4 separate regions of the Homo sapiens genome follow, and regions 1, 3 and 4 are each linked to region 2. The links are chromatin contacts, found by Hi-C or POLR2A ChIA-PET in ENCODE. All regions are on one chromosome and are shown on one strand. Each heading gives the region's core, a stretch centred on a gene start or an enhancer-like site at or near the end of the contact. The rest is flanking DNA. Distances are from core to core; before and after follow the strand shown.

Region 1 (3,432 bases), core at 778-3,277, 1.0 Mb before region 2:
CCGTGATCTCGGCTCACTGCAACCTCTGCCTCTCGGGTTCAAGCGGTTCTCCTGCCTCAGCCTCCAAAGTAGCTGGGATTTCAGGCGTTCACTACCACGCCGGGCTAATTTTTTTATTTTTAGTAAAGACGGGGTTTCTCCATATTGGGTAGGCTGGTCTCGAACTCCTGACTTCAGGTGATTTGCCTGCCTCGGCCTCCCAAAGTGCTGGGATTACAGGCGTGATCCACCGCAAGCAGCCTAACCCCTCTTTAATTTTTAAAATTTTTAAAAATTTTTTTGAGACGGAATCTCGCTCTGTCGCCAGGCTGGAGAGCAGTGGCGCGATCTCGGCTAACTGCAACCTCCGCCTCTCGCCTGACACCTCTTTTAATGAAAACCTTTCCATTACATCTCTGAAATGCTCCCACTTTGCACGGAAAAAACGGCTGCGAAGCCCCCAATAGGAAACGCAACACGTAGCAGGTGCTCAGTGCATTTAAAAATTTTGAAGAATTTTATTATTAATAATGCGAAACTGACTACCCCTCTGCTAAAAACTCATGCCCCAAATGGCGCATGCGCTTGACTTGCAACTTAACTAAACGCGTCACAGGTACAGGTGTAGGTGGTTAGGGACCCCGGGCGCTCCCATCTGCTCCCTGCCGCGCCCTCTGCCTTTCAGAGCCTCAATCCTTTCGGAAGATACTTTTCAGTTTTCCACTGGGTTAAATGGTGATAGGAAGAGCAATCATCCGTTAAATGAAACCCAAGGTTGAGACAGCGCTTTGTAAAGCAAAGTGCCCGAAGCATTCGTGAGGGGGAGGAGTGTACAGGTTTATTTTAGAGTCCAGGCTGGAATTTGCATTGCTTTTTGTGGATCCACACCTCCCCCTCTCCCAGCCCAGGAAAAGCACTGCAGTGGCTCTCCTGTTTCACAAAGTGAGTTTAAGGAAAGATGTACCGCAGGGGGTTCATTTGCACTGTGAGAACATCATTCATGCAAGAAATGCTGAGTACCTACTATGTGCTAAACAGCGGGTTGGGCTTTTCATAAGGGATAGAGTTACACAATTGAATGCCAATTCATGAGATATGAAATACATTCAACTGTTTCTTAGGGTCAGATTAGGACACAAATGCTAAACAGTCTTCCTGCGCCTCCCCCTGGAGAGGAAATGAAATAGAAAATGAAATTGTGCCAGTAAACCGCTTAGCCGGGTGCCTGGGACATGGCAAACCAGTCCTGAAATAAATAACTGTTTTATTAATAGCAATCTTAGCTAATTAAAATAGATAGCGTTTATTGAGCGTTGGGTATCAGGCACGGTCCTAATTCTTTTAGATGTCTTTAGTTCGTTTCACTCTCCCCCAAACAATAGGGTGGTATTGATCACCTCCGAGCAGGTGAAATTGAGGCACAGAGAAATCCTAGTAGCTGGTAGAAGAACACGCAGTGTGGTCAAGCTAGCAAGGTGTTTGGTCCACTGCTATATCTACAAAACCCCTAACAATGCCTGGTGTATAGATGCTCAGTATGCATTTGTGGGATCAGTGATTCCGATGCCTGCTTCTTATAAAGTTTTTATTTAGAAATAATTACAGGTAAGGAGTTGCAAAAACAGTATAGTGGTCGCGAGTGTCCTTTTTCCCTCGGCTTCTCCCAGGGGTATCGTCTTACGTAACAATGTCCAAACAGGGAAATTGACTTGGGTATAATCCACAGACTCTATTCACCTTGTAAATTGGTTTTAATAGAAGTACTGGACAACTTGTAAGCTAATATCGTTGCTATGGTTCTCGTTCTCAGCTAAAACGGCGCTCTTTACTTTGTGCACCTGAACACTGCACACCGAGGGCGACCACCGCCCCCGAGATGCCCAGCTTCTATTCTAGAGCGCCGCGCCGGCGCCGAATGGGTTAACGGGCGGGGGGACACGCCTCCGTGCGCTTGCGCGGCGTCCCTTCGCCCCGCCTTCGCAGCGCAGTCACATGACCCGCCCAACCGGCGTCCGCCTATAAAAAGCTGAGTGTTGACGTCAGCGTTCTCTTCCGCCGTCGTCGCCGCCATCCTCGGCGCGACTCGCTTCTTTCGGTTCTACCTGGGAGAATCCACCGCCATCCGCCACCATGGTGAGTAACCCTGCCTCGCTGGTGCCCCGGAGCGGCGGCGGGGCCTCCGCGGGGCCTACGCTGCCTAGCCTGGGACGCTGGGGCCCCCCGTGCCAGGAGGAGACGTAGCGGCGGCGGGGCCGGAGGACCCGGGGCTGGGGAAGCGGCCGCCGCCATGTCTGTGCGCCGCGCTGTTCACCGAGCCCTTTCTCCGTTTCCGAGGGCGCCATAACCTTGCCCAGACCTGGTTGGAGCTGGGTTGTTAGCGGGGATGGGGGTGGGGAATGATGATGTGGCAGGCGTAGTAATGGCGGGCACCGCGGTGGAAGCGGGGAGACAGGGAGGCGCCTTATGTAACCCGCGGGCCGCGAGTTTGAGATCGATTTTCTGCCGGGGGACTAGGGGCGGCAGGGAATGGCAGAACGAGCAAAGCGACACCTGAAAGGCTCCCCTTTTCCTTCCAAATACCTTCTCCTGATGCTGTTAATCGTCGACCTTAGGCACTTGTCCTTCCTATGACTCCCAGATGTACAAAGACTCTTATTGAGACACGAGGTGTAGGCTTGTGGCAGTTAGGGCCGTTCCGGCTCCCCGTTATTTCCTGGGGTGGGTGGCCTTGTCTGATCCCGTTTGCCAAGGGGTGACCTTGCATTTTATGATGAAGCTTCTTGCTCGGGGAAGTTTGGGTGGCCCGGTGACAACGTGGAGGGGGCTTTAGGAGAGGATTCATCCCTTACGTGTTTGGCCCCAAATGAGACTTTAGTATTTGTACCTGGTATCAAGGAAATCTGTTGACACTCAGTTTTATTCCTGAGCACTTTTATTTCTGGGTTGTCAATCATGAATGACACCTATTAACGGTGGTTCCTTGGAGATTGCGGGGTGGCTCTTAAGGGGTGTTAGGCTGGCAAGATTCGGTGGGCTTGGGGCACCCCAGCACCAACCCCCTCCTGGCCTTGGGCATGCTGGTTCGTTTGGACTGAACGCTCCGTGCCATGCTGTGTTCCTGGAAATCACGAGCTGGTCTGAGCCTCCTTGTCTTGCCCAGGTGAACTTCACGGTAGACCAGATCCGCGCCATCATGGACAAGAAGGCCAACATCCGCAACATGTCTGTCATCGCCCACGTGGACCATGGCAAGTCCACGCTGACAGACTCCCTGGTGTGCAAGGCGGGCATCATCGCCTCGGCCCGGGCCGGGGAGACACGCTTCACTGATACCCGGAAGGACGAGCAGGAGCGTTGCATCACCATCAAGTCAACGTGAGCTCCCTGTGCCCTCTGTACCCAGGCAGGGAGGTGCTGGCCTGGCAGCTGGAGGCCACTGGGCCAGGGTGCGCG
Region 2 (3,089 bases), core at 482-2,981:
AGCCTGGGCAACAAGAGCAAGACTCAATAAAATAAAGTCTCTTGGCCAAGTGTGGTGGCTCACACCTATAACCCCAGCACTTTGGGAGGCTGAGGCAGGCAGATCACGAGGTCAGGAGCTCGAGACCAGCCTGGCCAACATGGTGAAACCCAGTCTCTACTAAAAATACAAGAAAAATTTGGTGGTCATGGTGGCAGGTGCTTGTAGTCCCAGCTACTCGGGAGGCGAGGCAGGAGAATCACTTGAACCCGGGAGGCAGAGGTTGCAGTGAGCTGAGATTGCGCCATTGCATTCCAGCCGAGGTGAGTGTGAGACTCCGTCTCAAACATAATAAAATCATAAAGTCTCAAAACAAAATATCCCTCATCTGACTCCTTTACAAAAAAAAACGTCTGCTCAGCCCTGAGAGCCTAAATTTACAAATGGTCATCTCTGGGACGCAAAGTGCAGGGAGCGGGGATTGCTTGTAAAACATCAACCAAATACATGATGTGTTCCTGTGTTTTTATCACATATGTGATTAGATGCTACATTTTTTTTTAGATGGGATCTCACTGTCACCAAGGATGGAGTGCAGTGGCACCATCATAGTTCACTGCAGCCTCAAACTCCTTGGGCTCAAGCCAACCCTCTGCCTCAGCCTCCCAAGTAGCTGCAACTACAGGCCCACGTCACTAGGCCCAGCTGATTCTTCTAGTTTTATTTTTTACAGAGACAGGGTCTCACTACGTTGTCCAGGCTGGTTTCAAACTCCTGGGCTCAAGTGGTCCTCCTGCCTCGGCCTCCAAAAATGTTGAGATTACAGTTGTGAGCCACAGTGTCCAGCCTACACTTAATTTTTTTTAAAAAACACGGCTCCTTGGCACCTGTCTTGAGTGTAGCAGCGACCAGTATTGTCTTCAGCTGCGAGGCCTGGGCGGGGCCAGCCCAGGTCACAGGTGGAAAAGGGGCAGAACCACATTGGGCCCGGGTTTCCCTTGAGGGCTGATCCCACCACATGCCCTCCTCACCGAAGTGCTTTTCGGGGGGCCCTTGGGTCTGGGCTGGTCCCTAGAGGTCATCTTCAAGGCAGTAGCCTCCAAGACTTTAGCCAGAGTCTAAAACAACAAGGAGACGGCAGGTCTTGAGGGACAGAAAATAAGGCAGTGCCAGGGAAGCAAGGCACCCGTTACCCCACCCGCACCTCCCAGTTTGGTAAGTCTCCAGGGACCCAATCCTGCGGTTCTCCCATGCGTTCCCTAGGTCCTGTCCTCACTTATCAATGCCTCCAGCTGCCCAGATTCATGGGGGCGGGGACCCAGAAAGAACTGAGCCTTGCCTCCCAGGCCTCACCCTAGGAGGCTGGGGTGGATAGTGCACATACACTCCCTGCTGGGGGCAGTCAGGGACGGGGGAGCCCAGGGAAGGTCGCCAAAGCTCAACCTTAGTTTTGAGACAATTTCCTAAAGCGCAGGGAGATCACTAGAAAGGGGTTTTGAAGGATGACTAGGAGTTAGCCAGGTGCATTAGGCGGAATTCATCAGACAGAAGAAACGACCTCTCTCCACCTCCATCCCTGCTGCAGCACCCAGCTTCTTCCTTGCCTCAGTCCTGCCCCTCCACGCCCCTGCAGCCCCTTCCCCGGCCGGGAATCCTGGAGTCCCCCCAGCCCCCTAGAACACGCCTGGCAACTCACGTCCCTCACCGGGCGGAAGCTGCGGAGGTCAGCCAAGTTCAGGCCAAGAGGAAACTCCTCCTTCCCCCACCGGGGGCCATTTGACCCATCGGGCCCCGCCTCGTCCCGCCTTGTCCCCGCCCCGTCCCGCCCAGGCCCCACCCAGCCGCCACCTGGACCGCGAAGCAGATCAATGAAGGCGCAGTAGCTGCACGTGGGTTCGGGCTCCGGGGGGGGCAGGCCTCTGGCGGCGCCGGCCAATAGCGAGGCCGTTTACGCACGTGGGTCGCGTACGCCCTCCCTGATTGGTCGGCTCTCCCCGGCCGCCGGCCATGCTGTCACTCAGCGAGCCGGGAGCCTCTGCTTTACCCTTTCGGTCCCGCTGCCGGGAAGGGCGGACTTGCAGAGCTATAGGCAATTTGGGGTCCCAGCGGGGGCGGGGATATTTAGGAGGGCGTGGGGCTTGAGGCTCAGAGGCTGGAACTTGGGCAGGGATAGGTGGCGAGTAGTTGCATTGTTTTACGCATTTTTAGCCTTGTCCGGAAGTGGCTTATGGCTGGAGGTGAGGAGTGGGAGGTGGGTGGGTTCAATCTTTAGCGCTGTCACCCCAATTCTTAGATACGGGCTAATTACATTTTCCTCAATATTAAATAACGTGCAATGCAAACGAAGCTTCAAGTCCTCTTTCTGGAGCCAACTTACTGGGTCCCCTTGATGGTCCCAGCCCCGGGCTATGCATTTATCACCGAATTTTCCCAACTGCTCTTCCAGCCCAGTGACAAAGGCTCTGAGAGCAGAAAGCGGGACAGCAGAGGCCCTGAGGCTGATACAGTATTGCCGGATGCAAGCGCGGGGTGGGAGAGAGTGGTGGGTATTCCAGACGGAGGGAATAGCGGAACCTCTCAGGCAGAGCTGGGCTGGTTACAGGAGCAGCCAGGGAGGCTAACGGGGCTGCGTGCACTCCGAACAGGCCTGGGATGATTTCCGAGAGGTAAGTGGGTTGCTGCAGAGCGAGAGAAACCTGCTGTGTGGGGTCGTGGGGATAGGAGTAAGGGGATTTCGGAGTTTTGTTTTGGCCTATTCAAAATATGAAGCCAAGTCACCATGGCTCACACCTGTGATCCCAGCATTTTGGAAGGCTGAGGTGGGAGGATTGCTTGAGGCCAGGAGTTGGAGACCAGCCTGGGCAACACAGTGACACCGCGTCTCTACAAAAAATTTAAAAATTAGCCAAGTGTGGTGGTCATGCACCTGTAGTCTCAGCTACTGGGGAGGCTGAGGCAGGAGGATGGCGTAAGCCCAGGAGGTTGAGTCTGGAGTGAGCTATGATCGTGCCACTGCACTCCAGTCTGAGCAACAGAGCAAGACTCCATCTCAAAAAAATATATAGCTATAATATATATAAAGTATATATATTATATATATAGTGGTCAAG
Region 3 (3,397 bases), core at 695-3,194, 1.3 Mb before region 2:
CAGGACGCATTTAATTCTCCTAAATACCAGTCATGACAATACACATGAAATGCTGTCTACACGGGAAGCTCTAAAAAGCCAGGGTTTGTTTTTGTTTTTGTTCTGAGACGGAGTTTTGCTCTTGTTGCCCAGGCTGGAGTCCAGTGGCGCGATCTTGGCTCACTGCAACCTCCGCCTCCTGGGTTCAAGCGATTCTCCTGCCTCAGCCTCTACAGTAGCTGGGATTACAGGCGCCCACCACCACTCCCCGCTAATTTTTGTATTTTTAGTAGAGATGGGGTTTCACCATGTTGGCCAGGCTAGTCTCGAACTCCTGACCTCAGGTGATCCACCTGCCTTGGCCTCCCAAAGAGCTGGTATTACACACGTGAGCCATCATGCCCTGCCCTTTGTAGAGGTTAAGCTTTGCTTAGCACTTCTGTTGTTCAGGCAGGAGACCGAGTTCCCCGAGGAGTCCCAACTCCCCAGCAATTCTGTAGAGGGTAAACCAGGACTCTGTTAGCTCAGCCTCCCAATCACGATACTACATCCGTTTCCTACAGAGTCATCTCCCTGGATCTGAATCCTGAGGAGCTGAAACCTGCAGGGCTCAGTTTACTCCTCTGTGAAATGCGCACACTGTCCTCTGTCTCCAAGAGTCTTTGCACGCATTCCTTGAGGCAAGGGGGATAAAGTGCTCTTTGCAGTGTCTGGCACCCAGTAGGTGCTCCAAACACAAAGTGCTTTATTTTCCAGTGGTGCAGTGGAGGTATCTGTCATAATCCATACTCACACTCCCTTTGTATCCCAGGGCTCCTGTTTCCCAGGAGTTCCTACAGCAAGCCTGAGACTGCTCTCCTAGAAAGACCTGCGTGGGGCCGGGCGCGGTGGCTCACGCCTGTAATTCCAGCACTTTGGGAGTATGAGGTGGGTGGAATGCCTGAGATCAAGAGTTCAAAACCACCCTGGGCAACATGGTGAAATCTCATCTCTACTAAAATACAAAAAAAATTAACCAGGCATGGTGGCGGGCGCCTGCAGTCCCAGCTACTCAGGAGGCTGAGGCAGGAGAATCGCTTGAACCCAGGAGGCAGAAGCTGCAGTGAGCCAAGAACGTGCCACTGCACTCCAGCCTGGGAAGCAAGCGCAAAACTCCATCTCAAAAAACCAAAAAACAGAAGTGTGCCAACAGTATAGTTTATACTGAACCTCTGCTTTTCTTCTGGGAGTCTGGAATCTTGGCCACTGTCAGGCAGAGGTTATCTGCATGACCAGACCCCAGTAAAATCTTGGCCACTGTAAGGCAGAGGTTATCTGCATGACCAGACCCCAGTAAAAAAAACAAAACACACACACACACACACACACACACACACACACACACACACACACACACACACACACACACACACACACACACACACACACACACACACACACACACACACACACACACACACACGCGCCACCCCACCCCACCCCACCCAAAGTACACGATTGGTTACAGTCCCCAAGTGGGGCGGGGCTTCTCAGAGCCACGCCCCTCAAGAAGAGGGCAAAACACGGCCGCCAGCATTTAAGGAAGCCCCGCCCCCAGAAAAAAAACCCTATCTGGTGGTGATTGGGTAAAAGCCCAAGCCACGCCCCGCAGGTGACTAACTACACCCCAGCCCAGAAGGGAGACTTAGCGAAGGCCCACCCCCCCGACGGAAGGCGATGGGGAGGAGTCTAGGGAGGAGTCTGGGAAGCCCCATCTCGCGGAAGGCCGCTGGGAAAGAAGGGTTCCAAAGAAGAGATCTCAGGAAGCTCCTCCCTCTCCCGGAGTTCCGGGATGTCCTGCTCCGATTGAAAAGCCCCAGTCGCCCAACACTTACGTTTAATACTTTTCGCTCCGACATCTTTGCCTTCTGATCACCTCGCAAGCACCTGAGAAATGGTTAGGCTGGGTAATTATCGAGCTTTTCCGACGGAAGCCTTACTTCCGCAAACGTCACTTCCTTCGGCCGCTATTATTGGCTGCAGCATACACAGCAGACCTCTTTCATTGGTTCCAATCCCCGCCTATCAAGCTGGAAGTCCCAGCGTCTTCCCTCCGGAGTTGCAACCTGAGTAGCGCGAAATAAGGATTCCGGGAGCCATGTGGAATTGGAGAATTTTGTATAGTGCGCTGCGCCCCCTAGAAGCGGGCAGCGGCTCGTTAAAATTTTGTAACGTGACCTCTTGTTCTTCATTCTTTTATTCAGCAAATATGTATTATGCGCCTGCCTTGTATTCTGGGCTCTGGGAATCCACACATCGTTCCTGGGCCCGCAACTCTCACATGGGGTTGGGGCCACACATAGGGTGACTTAAGAGGACCCTGGACGACTCTTGAGTCACAGACATTGACTTAAAGATCAGGCTCCAAACCAACTTCCTAAACATACGCAGTGTCTCCCAAATGTCCCTCCATTGCCCACCTGTGCCTTCCCCTTAACGAGGACTTCCCATCCCATTCCTTCCCCAGCCTCCTTCCCCAGCCTCCTCCCCACCTTTCATGGACGTTTCCTCTGTGTCAGATTGTTCCAGGAAAGGGGTCCGGATCCAGACCCCAGGAGAGGGTTCTTGGATCTCGTGCAAGAAGGAATTCAGGGCGAGTCCACAGTGCAAAGCAAAAACAAGTTTATTTAGAAAGTAGATGAATAAAAGAATGGCTACTTCACAGACAAAGCAGCCCCAAGGGCTGGTGGTTGCCCATGTTTATGGTGATTTATTGATGATATGCTAAACAAGGGGTGGATTATTCATACCTCCCTTTTTTAGACCATATAGGGTAACTTCTTGATGTTGCTGTGGCAATTGTTTGTTTATTTATTTATCTTTTGAGGAGTCTTGCTCTGTTGCCCAGGCTGACGGGCAGTGGTGCGATCTTGGCTCACTGCAACCTCTGCCTCCAGTGGTGCGATCTTGGCTCACTGCAACCTCCACCTCAGGATTCAAGTGATTCTCCTGTCTCAACCTCCCGAGTAGCTGGGATTACAGGCACGCACCACCACACCTGCCTAATTTTTGTAGTTTTAGTAGAGATGGGGTTTCACCATTTTGGCCAGGCAGGTCTCGAACTCCTGACCTCAGGTGATCTGCTCGCCTCTGCCTCCCAAAGTGCTGGGATTACAGGCATGAGCCACTGCACCTGGCCAAAAATCAACTCCATCTTAAAATTAACAAGGCACATTCGCTGCCAGTCACGAGCCAGGGTCATAAGATGTTTACAATTGAGAAAACGTCTTACAAATGCCTAGGAGGACACACTACTACAACAATGGAAGGTCCAGATGTCCTGATATTGCATAGCAATGTATGCTTTTAAGATCGTTATAGTCGCCAGGCGCGGTGGCTCATGCCTGTAATCCCAGCACTTTGGGAGGCCAAGGAGGGT
Region 4 (3,415 bases), core at 262-2,761, 1.0 Mb before region 2:
CCTGAGTGCTGTGTTTTCAGATCCCAGGGGGTAATGTGAGAGGACCGAGAAGAAGATACGTACAGGTCAGGACCGTGGGGAGGGAAGATGTGAAAGGGGATGGGGGAGGGAGAGGTCCCCTAACCTCCCCGGAAGCCGTGGCCTTGCGGGCACTTCTAAGGGTTTTAGACCCTCAGCTCTAGGTAGGCACCTACAAGAAGGTACATCCCCTGGAATGGGGATACTCTGAGCTCAATCCCAGGATGATTAAAAGTGGTTCCAAGCTAGGAGATGGTATCTATGGGACATGGGACCTGGACAGGACCCAAAGTATAATAGAGCAGCAGCAACAGTTGTTCTAAAGAGGCCAGCCTTGGACCCAGTGGGGACCCTCCAGAGATCAACAAAAGAGAATAGGCAGAAAGAGAGGGGACCTTAGAAACCAAAGTTGGGGTGCATAAAAGTTCTGGGGGCTGTGTAGGGGGAGGGTGGGTGTCTGACCTAAGAAGTAGACTCGCTCAAGAGCAGAAAATAGGAGAAGCAGCCAAGGTTTGAGGACAGTATCTGATGCTGCACAGGTGAGGTTTAGAGCCCCCTGAAGCAGAATCAGTAGCCTCAGATTCTGTCCCGAGAGGAACGAGGTAGGACCAAAGCACAGTCCAGGATTTAAGATTAAAAAAAGGAGAATAAAGAAGGTCTGTGACCAAGAAGAGTGGTCCGAACTCCATCCTATGGGGAGGGAAAGGGAGGGCCCAGCCTTCCCCCAAGCGCCCACTCCGGCGTGTGAGAGACGGTGTCGGGAAGGGGGCGGGGTTCTGGGACCAATGCAGGAGCTGAAGAGGGGCTCAAGACCGAGCCTGAACTCCAGACCCCAAGAGGACGTGCCGTGTCTTGGGGGTGGTCTCAGGGCCCTGACTCCTCCACCTGGACGGTGGCAGGACACTATCCAGGACTCGGGGGACCCTTCCGAGCAGGAGACTCGCAAACCCCAGCCTGGCCTGTTGGGCGGGGACGAGACCCAGATAGCAGTCCTGGGAGCCCTGTGGGCGGGGAGGCGCAGACACTCCCCCCAACACACCAGCCAAAAAGCAAGGACCCCGGCTCGGAACCAAGAGGGCAACGAGTAGCTCAACACGTCCCGCATCCCGGCGGGACGGTGCCTCAACCGGGAGGCGCGGCCCTGGCCTGGCGCTCAGGGACCGGGACCCTAAGGGCTCGGGCTGGGTGGGGGGACCCTGCCTGAAGCCGGGGGAGCGACCCCCGGCGCGAAGACCTGGGTGAGGCAGGAGGGCCCCGCCCCCGGCCTCCCCGCCCCCCGCCCTCACCCTGAGACCGGGGGTCGGGGTCTGGGGGCCGGGACGGCGAGCCGCGGGCCGGCCGCGCTGTGGGGCCCCGGACAGAAGGCGCAGACCTCGACCTGCGGCCCGGCCCCCGCCCTCTCGCCCACTTGCCCCGGCCGGCGCCGCCACCGCTCACTCACTTTGGCCTCCACCAGCTCCGCCGCCATCTTGGTCACCAGCGTCCCCCGCGCCGGGAGCCCCCAGCCGTCGCGTCACGTGACCGCTCACCACTCGCGGGCGGGGCCGCCGCCCGGGCCAATTAGCACCCGCGCGCGCTCCTCCCGCCGCCGGTGCGCGCTGCTGCCTCCTGCGCAGGCGCGCGCGGCCACCGCCCGGGCCTCCGGCCAATCAGGTCCGTCCTACACCAGCGCCCCCCCCCCCGCTCGCGGCGACCACGCCTACCCCGGCGGCGCCTGACTCCTTAAAGTGGTACTAGCCCTGCGCAGGTGGGGACGGGTGCTCGGTTTCCTCTAGGGAGGGAAGGCGAGAGGGGGCGGTGGCAGCGACAACAATGCAGCTAGGTGCCGTGGCTTCCTGCGCGCGGCGGCCGCCAGGTGCGTCTCCAGACTCCCGGCGGCGTCGGGCAGGGGATGGTTGCTCCGCCGCAACGGCCGCCAGTGCGTACAGTGAGGCGCCTTGCAGCGCAGCGCGGTGCAGGCTCCACGGGCCCAGACACCCCGCGCGCTGCACATCCGGGTCCTGGTGTGCAGATGGGGCGTGGGCTCGGCAACCAGCTGGCTGGGGGCGCCCGGCGGAGAAAAGCGGGACCCCTGCTCCCAAATTCCTTGGAGATCGTACAGCCCTCACCTCTTTGCAGGCGCCCCCCCCATCCTGCCTCCCCACCCATGGGAAACCTTGGATCTGCACCAGTTGGGACCTCTTCTCCAAAGCGCTCCTTGGCTTTGGAGCTAAGTGGCTTCGTGCCCGTAGAAGTGGATTTCAAACTTCAATAATCAAGTATTTTAGTGCAATTTATTTTTTATTTTTATTTTTGTAGAGACGAGGATCTCATTATGTTATCCAGGGTGGTCTCGAATGTCTGGGCTTAAATGATCCTTCTGTCTGGGCCTCCCACAGTGCTGGGATTACAGGCGCGAGTCACCACACCTGGCTAGTCCAACACTTTAAACATAAAAAAATCAGTGCAAAAGAGTCCATGATGGATGAAATACCAAATTGTTATTTATTTATTTATTTTCGAGACGGAGTTTTACTCTTGTTGCCCAGGCTGGAGTGCAATGGCGCGATCTCAGCTCACTGCAACCTCCATCTCCCGGGTTCAAGGGATTCTCCTGCCTCAGCCTCCCAAGTAGGTGGGATTACAGGCGACTGCCACCACGCCCAGCTAATTTTTTTTTTGGCCAGGCTTTTCTGCAACCCCTGACCTCAAGTGATCTGCCCGCTTCAACCTCCCAAAGTACTAGGATTACAGGCATGAGCCATCATGCCCAGCCTTTTTTTTTTTTTTTTTTGAGAGCCTTGCTGTGTTGCCCAGGCTGGAGTGCAATGGAGCGATCTCCACTCACTGCAACCTCTGCCTCCTGGGTTCAAGCGATTCCCCTGCCTCAGCCTCCCGAGTAGCTGGGATTACAGGTATGCACCACCATACCCAGCTAATTTTTTTTTTTTTAGACGGAGTCTTGCTTTGTCACCAGGCTGGAGTGCAGTGGCGCCAGGCTGGAGTGCAGTGGCGCAATTTCGGCTCAGTGCATCCTCTGCCTCCCGGGTTCAAGTGATTCTCCTGCCTCAGCCTCCCGAGTAGCTGGGACTACAGGTGGGCACCACCACGCTCAGCTGATTTTTGTATTTTTAGTAGAGATGGAGTTTCACTGTGTTGGTCAGGTTGGTCTATGAACTCCTGACCTCAGGTGATCCACCGGCCTCGGCCTCGCAAAGTGCTGGGATCATGGGTGTTAGCCACCGCACCCGGCCTGAAATACCAAAATTTTAAGTAAAGAGCCAGACGTAGGAGTGTGCGCCTGTGGTCCCAGCTACTTAGGAGGCTGAGGCAGGAGGATCGCTTGAGCCCAGGAGTTGGAGGCTGCAGTGAGCTTTGATCATGCCACTACACTCCAGCCTGGGCGACAAAATTATAG

What was found. A loop is a pair of places that touch in the nucleus more often than their neighbours do. ChIA-PET counts read pairs that join two places held with the same protein, here RNA polymerase II (POLR2A). Pooled maps may share reads with other maps.
Region 1: a loop to region 2 is called in a pooled map, with 7 times the contacts of the local background. The contact joins the promoter of EEF2 here to the promoter of TLE6 in region 2. A Hi-C loop is called at or near these places in 2 of 50 pooled maps. POLR2A ChIA-PET finds 5 or more read pairs at or near these places in 2 of 52 experiments (B cell and MCF 10A).
Region 3: a loop to region 2 is called in a pooled map, with 22 times the contacts of the local background. The contact joins the promoter of YJU2 here to the promoter of TLE6 in region 2. A Hi-C loop is called at or near these places in 4 of 50 pooled maps. POLR2A ChIA-PET finds 5 or more read pairs at or near these places in 2 of 52 experiments (B cell and MCF 10A).
Region 4: a pooled map shows a loop between it and region 2 (5-fold over the local background). The contact joins the promoter of PIAS4 here to the promoter of TLE6 in region 2. A Hi-C loop is called at or near these places in 2 of 50 pooled maps. POLR2A ChIA-PET finds 5 or more read pairs at or near these places in 2 of 52 experiments (B cell and naive thymus-derived CD4-positive, alpha-beta T cell).

Annotation. Positions count from the first base shown.
Region 1 is chr19:3,984,058-3,987,489 of GRCh38, reverse strand. EEF2 (eukaryotic translation elongation factor 2) reads left to right here and starts at 2,027. Exons shown (of 15, transcript NM_001961.4): 1 at 2,027-2,112; 2 at 3,140-3,354. The coding sequence starts at 2,110. RefSeq lists enhancers at 1,792-1,841, 3,097-3,316, 2,610-3,432 and a silencer at 2,122-2,231.
Region 2 is chr19:2,976,206-2,979,294 of GRCh38, reverse strand. TLE6 (TLE family member 6, subcortical maternal complex member) reads right to left here and starts at 1,731. Exons shown (of 17, transcript NM_001143986.2): 1 at 1,685-1,731; 2 at 1,011-1,097. The coding sequence starts at 1,061. RefSeq lists a silencer at 1,700-2,009.
Region 3 is chr19:4,245,627-4,249,023 of GRCh38, reverse strand. YJU2 (YJU2 splicing factor homolog) reads right to left here and starts at 1,944. Exons shown (of 8, transcript NM_018074.6): 1 at 1,854-1,944. The coding sequence starts at 1,877. RefSeq lists enhancers at 1,785-1,874, 2,215-2,354, 2,113-2,884.
Region 4 is chr19:4,005,832-4,009,246 of GRCh38, reverse strand. It overlaps PIAS4 (protein inhibitor of activated STAT 4), which reads right to left and starts at 1,511. Exons shown (of 11, transcript NM_015897.4): 1 at 1,460-1,511. The coding sequence starts at 1,486. RefSeq lists silencers at 1,358-1,417, 1,448-1,747 and enhancers at 703-1,593, 1,948-2,077, 1,594-2,485.